2 separate regions of the Homo sapiens genome follow, and region 2 is linked to region 1. The links are chromatin contacts, found by Hi-C or POLR2A ChIA-PET in ENCODE. All regions are on one chromosome and are shown on one strand. The core of a region is the stretch at or near the end of the contact, and the rest is flanking DNA. Distances in the headings are between cores, read along the strand shown.

Region 1 (7,886 bases), core at 2,881-5,380:
GGTTTTAATTGTGTTGATCATTTAACAAGATAATTTTCATCCCCGTAGTAGTAGTTGTGAAACACTATGTGCCAAACATTGTGGTGCATTATTTACATTAATTATTTTGTTCACATTACACTCCTGCAGGGTTTTTATTTTTCTATTTTTATTTTTATTTTTATTTTTATTTTTTTGAGATGGAGTCTCACTCTGTTGCCCAGGCTGGAGTGCAGTGATGCGATCTTGGCTCACTGCAAGCTCCGCCTCCCGGGTTCACGCCATTCTCCTGCCTCAGCCTCCCGAGTAGCTGGGACTACAGGCGCCCGCCACCACGCCTGGCTAATTTTTTGTATTTTTTAGTAGAGATGGGGTTTCACCGTGTTAGCCAGGATGGTCTCGATCTCCTGACCTCGTGATCCGCCCCGATTTCACAGATGAAGAGGCAAAGGCTTGCAGAGATTGGGTAACCTGACCTGCCCAAGGTTATGAGGTAGTAATGGAAGAGTTGGACTACGAATTTTGGCAGTCTGACTCCAGAACCGAATTGTAACTGAACATGATACTGCTTGCCAGTCTGTCTGCATGCACATCTAGAACACAGAGGGGGCTGCACCTGAGGGCCACTCGGCATATGGTGCTTGCCGCCACTGATGTTATGACGTCTGTGATGATTAGGAACAAGGCCAGTCTTACATATGTATTGGTGGATGCCTTTAAGAAGTGATTTGGGATGTTTTATAGAAAGAATGTCTCTTTTTTAACAGTATATCTCCTACTGATTTGCTATTTGTTTCTGAAATTTCACTATTAATGATACATTGTCTTGGATTAAGACAGTGGTTTTCACACTGTTTCCATGTAATCCTAGGATTCCATAGCAGTACCCTAGAGCAGCAGTCCCCAACCTTTTTGGCATCAGGGACCAGTTTCATGGAAGACAATTTTTCCACAGACAGGGTTGGGGATGGTTTCAGGATGAAACTGTTCCACCGCAGATCATCAGGCATTAGATTCTCATAAGGAGCACACAATCTAGATCCTTCTCTTAGGCAATTCCCAATAGGGTTTGCACCCCAATGAAAATCTAATCCCACCGCTGATCTGACAGTAGGCAGAGCTCAGGTGGTAATGCTCGCTGACCTCCTACTGTGAGTACCTGTCTGTGGCCTGGGGATTTGGGACCCCTGCCCTGGAGAATCTCCAAAGCCTGCTTCATTCACTTTCCTTACCCCCTTCTAGCAGATCAGCTCTACTTTTATCTATTCCATGTATTTATCAATGTAAGTAACTAATAAAAAACTAATTTTTTCAGTGCCCACGTAATGCCAGGTGTTATGATATTTTATTCCCTAGTATATTAACATGCTGTTAGACATGGCTCCTCCTACAGTGCTACTTATAGACTAATGAAAAAGACATTGAGCATTTAAATATTGATAGATTATAATAAATGTTATCATGGAAAAGACAGAAGAAGAGAGAAGACTGAATTTAGATGAGAGGGGCGGGCCATGCCACCTGTAAGGCTGTTGAGGCAGCAAAGAGCTTGGCATTTTGGGGGTAACAAAGGACAGTAAGCCTGAGGCCTAGTGAGCAGGAGAGAGAATGGCTTGAAATGAGCTTGGGAAAGAAGGCAGTGGGCTTGTGCAGGGCCTTGTAGGGATTTGGGGGAGTTTTACAGAAATAATTTTGTTTCTTTTTTGTTTTGAGATGGAGTCTTGTTCTGCCCAGGCTGGAGTGCAGTGGCGTGATCTTGGCTCACTGCAACCTCTGCCTCCCGAGTTCAAGCCATTCTCCTGCCTCAGCCTCCTGAGTAGCTTGGATTTGGGCGCCCAACACCACCCCTGGCTAATTTTTATATTTTTAGTAGAGACTGGTTTCACCATGTTGGCCAGGCTGGTCTTGAACTCCTGACCTCAGGTGATCCACCTGCCTCAGCCTCCCAAAGTGCTGGGATTACAGGTGTGAGCCACCGCTCCCGGCTTACAGAAAGAATTTTGGATTAACCGTAGCCAGTAAGTGTATAAAATAAGTGAATGTTATGGACTGTTTATTTTTTTAAGGATTACTCAGGTATTTGGTGGGGAGAGTGGTTTTGTGAGGGCTAGAATGGAATTATGTAGGCCTAATGGAGGAGAGTTCTTTTTGGTCTAGGCAAGAATGAAGGTGGTTTGGATCTGGTCAGTGGAAATGGACGTGGTTACATGTGGCAGTATTTGTTTGAAAAAATAATTTTAGTGCTGGAGAAAGTTTGTAAACCTTTTGGTAGCATTGTGCGTGGGGAGGGATTGCCTATGGAGTCAGATTTCGTCATCAATCCCCCAGCCTCAGTTGTTGTCACAGCATGGGCATGAGACACCGTAGAACTGTGACGCGGTCTGTGCTTGGAGTGGAGGCGGGTGGGCAGGGTGTGTCGAGCACATGGAGCTTTGCATAAGGAGGTCTGGCTGCCATAGTGGAGACTCCTGGACAGCCAGTTTTCTGAGTAGTGGACAGTGTGGGGAAGCAGGCAGCTGTAAACATTTTCAAAGACAGAATGAGCTTTGCATTTTTTATTTGTTTAGTGCAACCCCTTTTTGGGTCCCCTTTTCTTCATTACCTCTCTTTCCTTGGGTCCTTGTAGAAGACCATGTCTGCCTGCTGGATTGCGTTGTCGTGGATCTCCAGGACATGGACATCTTTGCTGCAGAGAGACATCCGAGAGAATACTCGAAGGCACCAGAGGATAGTAGTGGAGATCTGATCTTCCCTTCCTATTTTGTGCGACAGACAGGAGGAAGCCTCTTAACCGAGCCTTGTAGGCTGAAATTGCAGGTGGAAAGGAATTTGGACAAGTGAGTGTTTTTTTTTTTTTTTGAGATGGAGTCTCGCTCTGTTCACCAGGCAGGGTGGAGTGCAGTGGCGCAATCTTGGCTCACTGCAACCTCCACCTCTGAGGTTCAAGTGATTCTCCTCAGCCTCAGCCTCCCAAGTAGCTGGGATTACAGGCACATGCTACCATGCCCGGCTAATTTTTGTATTTTTAGTAGAGATGGGGTTTTACCATGTTGTGGTCTTGAACTCCTGACCTCAGGTGTTCTGCCTGCCTCAGCCTCCCAAAGTGCTGGGATTACAGGCGTGAGCCACCATGCCCAGCCAATGTTTTATATCTGAATAACTGTCTATGATAAGTAGAATCTTAACGTGGAAATCAGTGCTATTAAGATAAGTTTGGAAGAACTAGTTATTCACTTATTTCTTCGTCTATTTAACAAATGTTTATTGAGTCCCTACTATGTGCTGAACATGAGGGCTACTGTGATGAAAGAGAAAACTAATTCCTTTGAAGGAACTTATGTTTTGTTGAGGGATACAGGTAGTTAAGCACATGATTCTAATTTAATGTTTGATTTGATCTTTTTTTTCTTTTTTTTTTTTTTTTTGAGATGGAGTCTCACTCTGTCACCAGGCTGGAGTATAGTGGCGAGATCTCAGCTCACTGCAACCTCCACCTCCCGGGTTCAAGCGATTCTCCTTCCTCAGCCTCCCAAGTAGCTGAGATTACAGGCGCATGCCACCACACCCAGCTAATTTTTGTGTTTTTAGTAGAGATGGGGTTTCACCATGTTGGCCAGGATGGTCTCGATCTCTTGACCTCGTGATCCACCTGCCTTGGCATGCCCGCCTTGGCATATGGACATGGTGGCTCATGCCTGTAATCCCAGCACTTTGGGAGGTCGAGGCGGCAGATCACAAGTTCAGGAGTTCAAGACCAGCCTGGCCAACATGGTGAAACCCCGTCTCTACTAAAAAAAAAATACAAAAATTAGCCAGGCATGGTGGCGTGTGCCTGTAATCCCAGCTACCGGGAAGGCTGAGGCAGGAGAATTGATTATACCAGGGAGGTGGAGGTTGCAGTGAGCCTAGATTGAGCCGCTGCACTTCAGCCTGGGTGACAGAGCAAGACTCAGTCTCAAAAAAAAAAAAAAAAAGAAAGAAAGAAAAACAGGTTTATTATTTGTATAGAGCATGATTTGAATCTCTTTTTGGCCACTCCCTTCACAGTTCTTGGTTTGGGCAAGTCATTTAATGTCACTTTTTTAGTTTCTTTCTGGATTAATGATACAACTTAGCTGTTCTCACTGGGATGTTTGTGTTTCAGTCTTACGTGTTATTCAAGTGCTCCCTGGCTGGTGTTCAGTTATGGTTGGCATGGGCTATATTTGGTTTTACTGGCTAAGCAGTCTTAAGAGGAGCTTCGTTATTTAGAAATTGAACACTTTGTTTTCTTTTCAAGCAATGCTTTCCAAAAAACAAAAAAAAAGCTTTCCTATTCAGCTTATCTAAACTTTCCCCACTCCCATCAGTGTTTCTGTGCAGATAATTGTATTCTGTTAGGCCTGATAGAAGGTGATGCTGAATGCAAGGTGTCCTGTCAGTCTCACACTGCACACACAGCAACCCGAGATGGCACTTGGTCAGCCGTCTCTGTTTTTCTTTGTTATTGCATCATTGTCTTTTAAAACTCTGTTGTATGTCGGCTTTTCTCTGCAGACAAAATAACTTTTCTTATATACCTCTGCCATTTCAAACACTAGCCCTCTCTATACTTAGAGCATAGTGTCTGTAGGATTCACAATGCCCAGTTCACCCATGGGAGGTTAGAGAAAGCTTTTTAGTATTGAGATGAGGTACAGATGTGTGCCCCTCCCCCTCTTCAACTTTACTTCTGTCCATCCCAGCTGAGATGACGAACCTATTCAGAGTTTATCCTCATGTCCCATCTGGGCTCAGTATGAAACACTGGTGTTTGCCTTTAGTTACCACTAAATCCAAAGAGTTAAATAAAGATCTTGGCATCTTTTCTTTATTGCTTTCCCAAGTGTAATATTTAAGCTCTTTGTGAGTCTCATGAGGTTTTCCTTATTAATAGATTAGTTACCTCATACTAGGTTTAAGGATTTCCCTCCCTCCATTTCTTGCTCCTTCCTTCCTTCCTTCCTTCCTTCCCTCCCTCCCTCCCTCCCTCCCTCCTTCCCTCCTTCCTTCCTTCCCTCCTTCCCTCCTTCCTTCCTTCCCTCCTTCCCTCCTTCCCTCCTTCCCTCCTTCCCTCCTTCCCTCCTTCCCTCCCTCTCTCCCTCTCTCCCTCCCACAGGGTCTCACTCTGTCACACAGGCTGGAATACAGTGGCACGATCACAGCTTACTGCACCCTTGACTTCCTGGGCTCAAGTGAACCCCCACCTCAGCCTCCTGAGTAGCTGGGACCACAAGTGCACACCACCATGCCCAGTTAATTTTTGCATTTTTTGTAGAGATGGGGTTTCACTATGTTGTCCAGGCTGGTCTCGAACTCCTGGGCTCAAGTGATCCTCCCACCTCAGCCTCCCAAAGTGCTGGGATTATAGGTGTGAGCCACCACACCTGGCCTGGTTTGAGGATTTTCTAAATGTAAATTTTGGGAGAAAAGGGGCTTTTTGTAGTTGAAGCATGACAGTCATATTAACTTGCTTCATTTGGAGCTACATGAAATTTTTGTCATTGGAAGTAGGAATTACCTACTTGATAATGTAGGTGAGTACATTTTAGCCCCGTTGTTTGGGCGTGAGCTATGTCAGTGTTAAGTTAGTGACTTGTCTGTGTAAGTGATCTTTTTTCTTTTTCATAGAGAAATAAGTCATACTGTGCCAGACATATCTATCCATGGCAATCTCTCCTCAGTCCACTGCTCTCTGGATCTGTATAAATACAAGCTGATCCGCGGCTTATTAGAGAACAACCTGGGAGAACCCATAGAGGAATTTATGCGGCCTTATGATTTACAAGATCCAAGAATTCATGTGAGTGAGACCTTATGTTCTTCTGTCACTCTCATAGTCTCAGCTGACGGTCACCCTGTGTATCTATTCCTCAAACTCACTTGGAGAAAGAAGGTGGAGCAACAAGCAAATTAGATTTCTTGGCGTATGAGCCTGTTTTTAGGATGGCATCATCAGCTGTGGATTGACGAGCATTTTCCTTTTGTAGACTGTCCTGAGTGGAGAAGTGTACACCTGTATGTGCTTCCTCATTGATATGGTGAATGTAAGTCTGGAGCTTAAAGATCCAAAAAGAAAAGAAGGTGCTGGGTCCCTAGCCAGGTATGCCTTTGATTATATTATTATACTGTTAGTAACAGTATCCAAATAATACACATGTTTTGCATTGACACAGAGCAGAGGTTGCAGAGTGGTGGCCCACAGATGGAATGTTGTCTGCAGAGTGTCTTTTGGTTGATCTACACAGTGCTTTTGAAAAGTTTAGATTCATGCTCTATCAGTCAACATAGGTTAGGTTATGCTGTAGTAACAGACAACCCCAAAGTATCAGTGACTTAAAACAGTGAAGATCTTTTTCTCCCTCATACTCTGTGACCATTGTGGGTCTGGGCTGCTCTGCTTGTTGTAGTCGCTTAGGGTGACAGAGCAGCTAGTGTTTTGATGTGCCAGCGGGAAAAATGAGCTCTGAATGGTGTTGAATGGCAACTAAATGCTCTGGCAGACTTTGTGGAACTAAAATATGGTCCCACACAGGGTGATGGAGTCAGAAAGTCCTGTCTTGCTGTGTGTCTGAGTAGTTACGGGGTGGGAGATGCAGAACCACTTGATGTGCAGCATTGATGCCTTGCTGGCCAACATTTTCAAAGTTAGGGGCTAGGCGCAGTGGCTCAGGCCTGTAGTCCCAGCACTTTAGGAAGCCAAGGAAGGAGGATTGCTTGAGGCCAGGAATTCCAGACTGGCCTGGGCAACATAGTGAGAGACCCTGTCTCTACAAAAAATTAAAAAACTAGCTGCGCATGGTGGTGCATGCCTGTAGTCCCAGCTACTCAAGGCGTTAAGGTGAGAGAATCACTTGAACCAGGAGATTGAGGCTGCAGTGAGCCATGATCACACCACTGCACTCCAGCCTAGGTGACAGCTGAAACCTGGTCCCTCCCGCCCCAAAAAGTTGCAGGATTTTATATAAAAGGTTTGTATTTAGCTTCTTTTGAAAAACTGGAAGCTTTGGCAATACTAGGTCCATGTTCTCACTTGGAAGCATCTGGAAGCGGAGTAGCAATTGCTCCCTTGAAATGGGGCATATGCTTACCTAGTCCTTCGCTTATTTCTGTCACTTCCTTAGTCAGTGTAAATGTATGAATTCGTGATTACTGGTGTGGAACTTTAAAAAGTGCATTTCACACTTAATAACCTTTTCATGTTGATCTCTTATCAGTCCTGTAAGCTGGGCGTACATCACTCTTTTCCAGATAGAGTTTCTGACTAGCTTAAGGTCGTATGACTGGGAAAGTGGTTTGGCATTTGAAAACAGGACTTCAAGGCCAGTGATTCCCTGCTGAAGCACTCTGTCTTCTAGTTAGTCTTTCTGTTGAAAGTCCGCCACGGTCTGTACCTAACTCAGCTGGTGAGAGCGTTGCATACTGAAACTGTGGTCCCACATTGGTGGTCTTGTGAGCTAGCAATTTTATTCTTTCCTTTTTTTTTTTTTTTTTTTTTTTTTTAAGACAGAATCTCTCTCTGTTGCCCAGGCGGGACTGCAGTGGTGCCATCTCGGCTCACTGCAACCTCCACATCCCTGGCTCAAGTGATCCTCCCACCTCAGCCCCACCGAGTAGCTGGGACTACAGGCATGAGCCACGTCACCCAGCGATTTTCTGTGATGATTGGCTGTGCCCTTAGTTTTTCTCAATATGGAATAATTCTGTATGTATTGTCATAATGGTACCGAGTAATTATGAATTCCTCATTGCAGCTTTCTCGGTTATGAAAAAACGATGGTTCCAAATGCATTTCCTGTTGGTAGATTAGTTGAATTATTCTCCATGTGAAGAGTATTATTTGTTCCCAGTACACTACAGCAGTTTCACATAAACAGTTGGACAGACCC
Region 2 (7,886 bases), core at 2,436-4,935, 220 kb after region 1:
CTCAGCCTCCCATGTAGTTGAAATTGCAGGCATGCACCACCACATCCAGCTAATGTTTGTATTTTTAGTAGAGACGAGGTTTCACCATGTTGGCCGGGCTGGTCTCGAACTCCTGACCTCAAGCTGAGATTTGCCTGTCTCAGCCTCCCAGAGCGCTGGGATTACAGGTGTGAGCCACTGCACCCGACCTCACTTGCAGTTTATTTGTGTTTTAAAACTTAAAGAGTGAGGTCAGGCGCAGTAGCTCATGCCTGTAATCCCAACACTTTGGGAGGTCGGTCAAGGCAGGTGGATCGCCTGAGGTCAGGAGTTTGAGACCAGCCTGGCCAACATGGTGAAAACCCATGTCTACTAAAAAAACAAAAAAATTAGCTGGGCATGGTGGTGCGCACCTGTAATCCCAGCTACTCAGTAGGCTGAGGCAGGAAAATCGCTTGAACTCGGGAGGTAGAGGTTGCAGTGAGCTGAGATCGTGCCACTGCACTCCAGCCTGGGCGACAGAGAGAGACTCTGTCTCAAAAAAAAAACCTTAGAGAGTGAAACAGAATCCAGACTAGGAAGGGCAATCTTTTTGTCTGGTAAGTGCAAATTTTAGTTCATCCATGAAATGTAAAGAAAATTGTTATGTTAGCAGTATGATTTTATAATTGCCACAATTTCAGTGTACCTTTTGCTGATGATCTTCTTAAAATCCACTTATTAGTTACTGGAGAATTATTTAAATAGACATTTGTTATATAGGGCTATCACCAAAAGACCAAAATTCAAATCATTAAGTAAATATAAAAAATATATAGCAATGGCCGGATGCAGTGGCTCACACCTGTAATCCCAGCACTTTGGGAGGCCGAGGCGGGCGTATCATCTGAAGTCAGGAGTTGAAGACCAGCCTGGCCAACATGGAGAAACCCCGTCTCTACTAAAGATACAAAAATTAGCCCGGCGTGGTGGCAGGCGCCTGTAATCCCAGCTACTTGGGAGACTGAGGCAGGAGAATTGTTTGAACCCGGGAGGCGGAGGTTGCGGTGAGCTGAGATCGCGCCGCTGAACTCCAGCCTGGGCAACAGAACAAGACTCTGTCTCAAAAAAGCAAACAAACCAACAAAAAACCTGTAATAAGAGTAAGTAATTGTGCCCTTTTGTACTGTCATACTTTTGTACTGTGATTGTGTATTTTTAAAGTTCAATAAAAAATTTTCACCATCCACATTTATTTTATTCTTATTGTTTCATTCATTAGTATTAGTGAAGATATTAGGTTGCTGCAGAGGTAATTGCTGGGTTTTTTTTTCTTTGAGATAGAATTTCACTCTTGTTGCCCAGGCTGGAGTGCAATGGCACAATCTCGGCTCACTGCAACCTCTGCCTCCTGGGTTCAAGCGATTCTCCTGCCTCAGCCTCCCGAGCAGCTGGGATTACAGGCATGCGCCACCACGTCCAGCTAATTTTGTATTTTTAGTAGAGACAGGGTTTCTCCATGTTGGTCAGGCTGGTCTCGAACTCCCGACCTCAGGTGATTAGCCCGCCTTGGCCTCCCAAAGTGCTGGGATTACAGGCGTGAGCCACCGTGCCTGGCAGGTAATTGCTGTTTTTGTCATTGAAAGTAGTTTTGTCATATTGAGAAAGGAAGAGTTAAAAAACAAAAAAAAACTCAGAAGAGTTCTATGGGCTTCCAGCCTACTAAGCACACCACTGGTCCAAGGTAAGGGTCCTGGCGGATGTCCAATGTCTGTCATCCCTGGAGATGGGAGAGGAGTTGGGTCTGACAATTGGGACCACCAGACTAAGCCAAGGCCCCTTATGGAGTTGGTGAGAGAAGTTCCGCAAAGGACTGAAACATCTTCAGTGCAGCCTGAATTGGGGAAGGGAAGGACAGGTGGGTGAGGGGAGATCCAGAATGAAAGAGCCCTGAACTGGAGTTTTATGGGAGCTTGGAATGAACTGTTTTCCAATCCTGTGCCCCACCGTGTCCCACGCCACACTAATCCTGTCCCCAGAGGCAGCTACTTTGACTTCTTTTCCAATGTCTTCTTGTATTTAACTCTGTTTTTCCAAATATCATGTTTTCACCTATTTTTGCATTTTTTTTTTCCAATTGCAGGTGTGGTCTACTGATTTTCTACTGTGGAGGATTAGGCTTTGGTTCTCTCCGTCCCCCCCACAATCTCCCCAAAATATTCCACACTGGGGAGAAAAGGAGAAACATTGTTACAGATCCTAGATGTTTATAGGATAGCAGAGGAATATTATGAATAACTTCCTGCCTTTAAATCTAACAATGCAGATAAAATGGACACATTTCTTGAAAGGCACAAATTACAAAACTTCATAGGAGAAACGGGAAATTTGAATAGCCCTACATCTATTAACGAAATTAAATTTTTAATTAAAAACCTTCCCCTACACAAAAAATCCAGGCCCAGATGGCTTCACTTGAGTGAATTCCACTCAAGGAAAAATTACTATCAACCCTACACAAATCCACACTAGAGAAGAAAGCACTTTCCAATTCATTTTATGATAAACAAACTATAGTATACCATAAGGTTGGAATACTACGCAGCAATGAAAACCCACAAACTGCTGACACACAAAGCCACCTAGAGGAGCTCAGAATCATGCAGAGTGAAAGGAGGGTAATGGCCAAGCTAAGCTTTAAAAAAAGAGTTAGTGGTGTGAAGAGGCATGAATGGGAGTGAGCAGAGAGAGATTTTCTCTTTGAGAACAGGAAGCCAGTGACCTAAATGAGTAAAGGTGCCTCCGGCCTTGGCTGCTCCCTGAGATAGAGAACTGGGAGATAGCCGGGCACGGTGGCTCACGCCTGTAATCCCAGCACTTTGGGAGGCCGAGGCAGGTGGATCACAAGGTCAGGAGACCAAGACCATCCTGGCTAACACGGTGAAACCCCGTCTCTACTAAAAATACAAAAAATTAGCTGGACATGGTGGCAGGCGCCTGTAGTCCCAGCTACTCAGGAGGCTGAGCAAGAGAATCACTTGAACCTGGGAGGCAGAGGTTGCAGTGAGCCGTGATCGCGCCACTGCACTCCAGCCTGGGCAACAGAATGAGACTCCATCTCAAAAAAAAAAAAAAAGAGAACTGGGAGGCCATCTTAGGTGACGGGTTTCACTTTGGACACATTGAACATGGGGCCCTGCAGAGCATCCAGTTAGCAGCATTAGAAAGGTAGAGATGGGGGAGTCATTCTTTTGGAGACAGTAGTTTGTTAGTTTGTTTGTTTGTTTATTTTTTGGAGACAGAGTCTCACTCTGCTGCCCAGTCTGGAGTGCAGTGCTGCGATCTCAGCTCACTGCAACTTCTGCCTCCCAGGTTCAAGCGATTCTCCTGCCTCAGCCTCCTGAGTAGCTGCGACTACAGAAATGTGCCACCACGCCTGGCTAATTTTTGTGTTTTTAGTAGAGACGGGGGAGACAGTAGTTTAAATAAGTCCTGGCGTGAATGCCTTACCCAGAGGGGGCATAAAATGAGGGGTCTAAGGCCAGCACCCTGGGAAATGTCAACGTAAGAACTGCCAGGGGAGGAGGATCCAGGAAGGGTCAGTGATGGGGATGACAAAGGGGGTGTCATGGGGAAAAGGGCAGAGGAGGAGGGACTAGTGACCACCTCTGCTCTGAGGTCATGTGGAGCAAGACTGAAAAGAGGCCGGGGATTGGGAAATGAGGCCACTGGTGGCCTTGTCCCTGGCGGCTCTGGGATGTGGGCCAGAAGCCAGTCCCTGGTGTTGAAATAGGATCCAAAGGTGAAGAAGGGAGTGTAGATGTATCTTTAAAATTTGACTGTGGGAGGGAGGGTGGTTTTGGTTTTTGCCATGTTGGTGTTTTAAAAGCAGCAGGGAGTTGAGCTGCTTGTGGACTGGAAGGAAGGAGCCAGCAGACAGGGAGGAGAGGAGGGGAAGTGGGTAGTGAAGGGGAGAGAGAATAGCCAGGGGTGGTGGGCAGAAGGAGAGGAAATGGAACCCTAGAGGCCTGGGCAGGAGGCCTCTTGCTGTTGAGCTGCGGCCGGCTGTATTTTGAGACCTTAACCTTCACCTTCTCAGCTGTGTTGGATGCGGCCTCCAGAGGCCCAGGAGAGGTGGGGATCAGACGGGGTTCAACAGGGAGCCAGAACCATGAGGTCTGTCGTGGAATAAAGGATGTATTCTAGGAGTCAGGCCTCACCCAGCTGTGGCGGGGGTGGAGGGCAAGGAGGACTGCCGAGGGGGCTGGGGTGGGCGTCTTTGGGAGGTGTCTTCTGTGAGTTTGCAGCAAAGGGTCTGGGGTGGGTCTGGGGTGGGCCTGGGGTCGGCCTGGGGTCAGTGTTGGTCAGCAAGGCCAGCCTCACCTTTGCCTCTCAAATCACGGGTGCCTTCCCTCTTGACAACTCTGCCCTGAGACCTACAGGAAGTGGATTCTGAGAAATATGGCTTCCACCGTTACCAAGTGGACCAGCGCTGTCCCATAGAAATAATGCAAGTCACCCGGGCTCCTGGAATCCCAGCACTTTGGGAGGCCGAGGCAGGCGGATCCCTTGAGGCCAGGAGTTTGAGATCAGCCTGGCCAACATGGCGAAACACCATCTCTATCTTTACTAAAAATATAAAAATGAGCTGGGCATGGCGATGCATGCCTGTAATCCCAGGACGTTGCAGTGAGTGAGATGGTGCCACTGCACTCCAGCCGGGGCAACAGAGCAAGACTCTGTATCCAAAAAGAAAAACAAAGAAACAATGCAAGTCACACATGTAATTTAAAATTGTCTAGGCTGGGAGCAGTGGCTGACACCTATAATCCCAGTACTTTGGGAGGCTGAGGCGGGAGGATTGCTTGAGCTCAGGAGTTCAAGACCAGCTGGGGAAACATAGTGAGAACTTGTCTCTATTTTAAAAATTAAAAAAAAAAAATGAGCTGGGCATCGTGGCACATGTCTGTAGTCCCAGCTACTAGGGAGGCTGAGGCTTCTTGAGCCCAGGAGGTAGAGGCTGCAGTGAGCTGAGATCGAACCACTGCACTCCAGCCTCGGCAACAGAGCAAGACCCTGTCACTAAAAAATAAAAATAAATAGGCTGGGCATGGTGGCTCACGCCTGTAACCCCAGCACTTTGGGAGGCTGAGGCTGGCAGATCATGAGGTCAGGAGTTTGAGACCAGCCTCACCAACATGGTGAAACCCCGTCTCTACTAAAAATAGAAAAATTAGTCAGGTGTGGTGGCACACACCTGTAATCCCAGCTACTCGGGAGGCTGAGGCAGGAGAATTGCTTGAACCTGGGAGGCGGAGGTTGCAGTGAGCCGAGATTGCGCCATTGCACTCTAGCCTGGGTGACAGAGTGAAACTCCATCTCAAAAAATAATAAATAAATAAATAAATAAATATAAAAAGAAATAAAAATAAAATTTTCTAGGTGACCCATTTTTTAAGAAGGAAAAAGAAATGGAAAGTTAATTTTAATAATTAAAGACAATATGTCCAAGACATTATCATGTAATGTATAATCATTAGAAAACATTGTTAATGAGATGCTTTATGTTGTGATTTTGCACTAAATCTTTGAAATGTGGTGCCTGTTTCACACTTACAGAACAGCTCAACTCCAAATAGGCGCATTTCCATCGCCTCCATCGCCGCTGTAGCTGGTGGCTGTCAGATTGGACAGCACGGTAGAGGCGGGTCAGGAAATGCAAGGAGAGCACTTTTGGAAGCGTCTGGATCCTGGGCCCTCGGGGAGGGCAGGGCCTGGGTCCTGATGTGAGGAGCCTGGAGCCTGTCCGTGGCCGAGAGGGCCTCCTTCCTCCTTCCTGGCCGACACGTCACCTGCTCCGTCCAGTCCACGAGAAGCAGCTGTGGCCCAAGCCCATGACCTGCCTTTCTTCCCCAGCGTCACCATCTGTGGCAGCCTGGGATACGCATGAGCTCCTCAGGAGGGCGGGTGAGTGGACTTTCCAGCGCGGGCTGGAGGTGATCTCAAAGGGCACAAGGGTTGGAACTGAACCAGCCATGCCAGGGGACGCGGGTTTGGTCGGAGCCCTGTGGGAAGGGAAGGCCCCTCTGCTCCAGGCCCTCCAGGATCTCCAACCATGGCCCAAATGGCCACCATGATGATGCCCACCTACGGGCTTTGGTGCTTCGGGAGTGTCTTGCTGGGTGAAGGGCAGGTCGCTATCAGATGCATCTGTTTAATTTTAGAGCTCCGTGGAACACACATCTGGATGACAGGAGGGAGCCAGGAGCTGTGAGAAGACGGGGGAGCTGCCGCCGCAAGAATGCAAGACCCACGGGCTCTACGATGCGGGGGAGCAGCGGGCATCTGAGGAAGGGGCGTCAGGGGCACATGGCCAGCCCTCTTCACCCCACAGTCTGCCCCAGGCCAGCCCCACTAGGAGTGACCCATTTTCTCCTAGCAGGATTCCTTGCATGGGGTGGCCTGGACCCAAAACACCCGCTCTGAGGATTCCCTGTTAACCACAGAGAAGGTTGACTCAAGTTTCTTTATTTGGCCATGAAACTGTGGGGCATCTCACGGTGCTTCTTGGGTCCACTGGAGAGCCCTGGAAGCTCAGAAGAGGCAAGAGGGGCCTACTTCTCCCTTGTTTGGGCTTTGTTTGCTAAATACCAATATTAGATTAGGCAACTCTGCAAACAAAACCAAGGCCTGGCCAGCTGCCCAGGGTGTTTAAAGTCCAAGACATGAAGGCAGGACGTGTGCCCGTGGACTTGCACACGCAAGCAGGCCGAGGGGAGAGCAGCCCGGCAGAGACCTTGGTGGTCCAGGGCTGAGCAAAGGCTTCCCCCACCGGTCCATCCCAGTGCGCTCAGCACAGGAGTTAGCGGCCACACACTTCAACCATTGTCTTATTTTAGAAAATGACATCTGCTGGGCGCGGTGACTCACGCCTGTAATCCCAGCATTTTGAGAGGGCAAGGTCAGGAGTGATCACTTTGGGTGGACCACGAGGTCAGGAGTTCAAGATCAGCCTGGCCAACATGGTGAAACTCCGTCTCTACTCAAAATACAAAAATTAGCCAGGCGTGGTGGCTCACACTTATAATCCCAGCTACCTGGGAGGCTGAGGCAGGAGAATGGCTTGAACCTGGGAGGCGGAGGTTGTAGTGAGCCGAGACTGCTCCACTGGACTGCAGCCTGGGTGACAGAGCGAGACTCCGTCTCAAAAAAAAAAAAAAAGAAGATGACATCCATGATGTTAATAAAAGCGGAGGTATTAGGGGAAGGGAGACATCCTGTCAACTTTTCATCAGCTCACATTTGACCCTCAGCTTTTTTCTGTTAATCTAGTTATCATATCAACAGCGTTCTCACAAATGACCAAAGACAGTGTCGGTGGCTCTTAGTGTTTGAAAGTAAAAATGTATAATATTTTTAAAATGCCAACAGACTGAAAACAGGAATGAGGCATCATTGGTTGTAAACTGTCTCCTGAGCTGGTAATTCCATCTCCATCTCAAGCAGAAAAAACATACCCGTGTGCCCAGGGGCTCTCACCCCAGCACACCTCTTGCCCACTTAGCCTAGTTGATGGTCAAATTACTGAGTGGAGTTTAAATGCCCTTCAGACTTTATAGGTGGAATTCCTGAAACGCGTCTATCTGGAAGAGGAGAGGTAGTAGTATTGGGAAGGGAACAGGAAGTAGGCGGTGTGGAGTGCTGTTTGTTAAATGCTATCTCTTACCGTCTGTGTTTGTTTCTACTTAGCTTGCCTTATCTCTCTCCTCCCGCCCACTCTGTCATTCAACTACCCAGTTCCCCACCCTGGTTTCTTGTGTATTTTTTTCCAGGAAGACACACACACACACACACATTTATATATATATAAAATAGGCCAGATCCCATCCTTCCTGGGTCCACCCTTCCTGGGCAGCCCCTCAACCCAG

What was found. Hi-C counts contacts between places; a loop is a spot of excess contacts on that map. ChIA-PET counts read pairs that join two places held with the same protein, here RNA polymerase II (POLR2A). Pooled maps may share reads with other maps.
Region 2: a loop to region 1 is called in a map of HepG2, with 2.3 times the contacts of the local background. The contact joins the promoter of LINC02766 here to the enhancer-like site in region 1. A Hi-C loop is called at or near these places in 1 of 168 maps with a recorded cell type or tissue (HepG2), 1 of 37 single-sample maps with no recorded cell type and 2 of 50 pooled maps. POLR2A ChIA-PET finds 5 or more read pairs at or near these places in 2 of 52 experiments (AG04450 and BJ).

What each region holds. Positions count from the first base shown.
Region 1 is chr1:12,305,826-12,313,711 of GRCh38, forward strand. VPS13D (vacuolar protein sorting 13 homolog D) reads left to right here. Exons shown (of 70, transcript NM_015378.4): 27 at 2,606-2,816; 28 at 5,629-5,800; 29 at 5,988-6,100. Among named protein-coding and RNA genes, the nearest start is that of VPS13D, 80 kb to the left of the region's middle. Within about 2 kb of position 4,131, at least 6 of the 41 ENCODE cell types and tissues checked have a DNase peak (open chromatin) inside an H3K27ac peak, as active enhancers do.
Region 2 is chr1:12,521,868-12,529,753 of GRCh38, forward strand. LINC02766 (long intergenic non-protein coding RNA 2766) reads left to right here and starts at 3,686. Exons shown (of 3, transcript NR_187319.1): 1 at 3,686-3,760; 2 at 5,578-5,925; 3 at 6,183-7,225.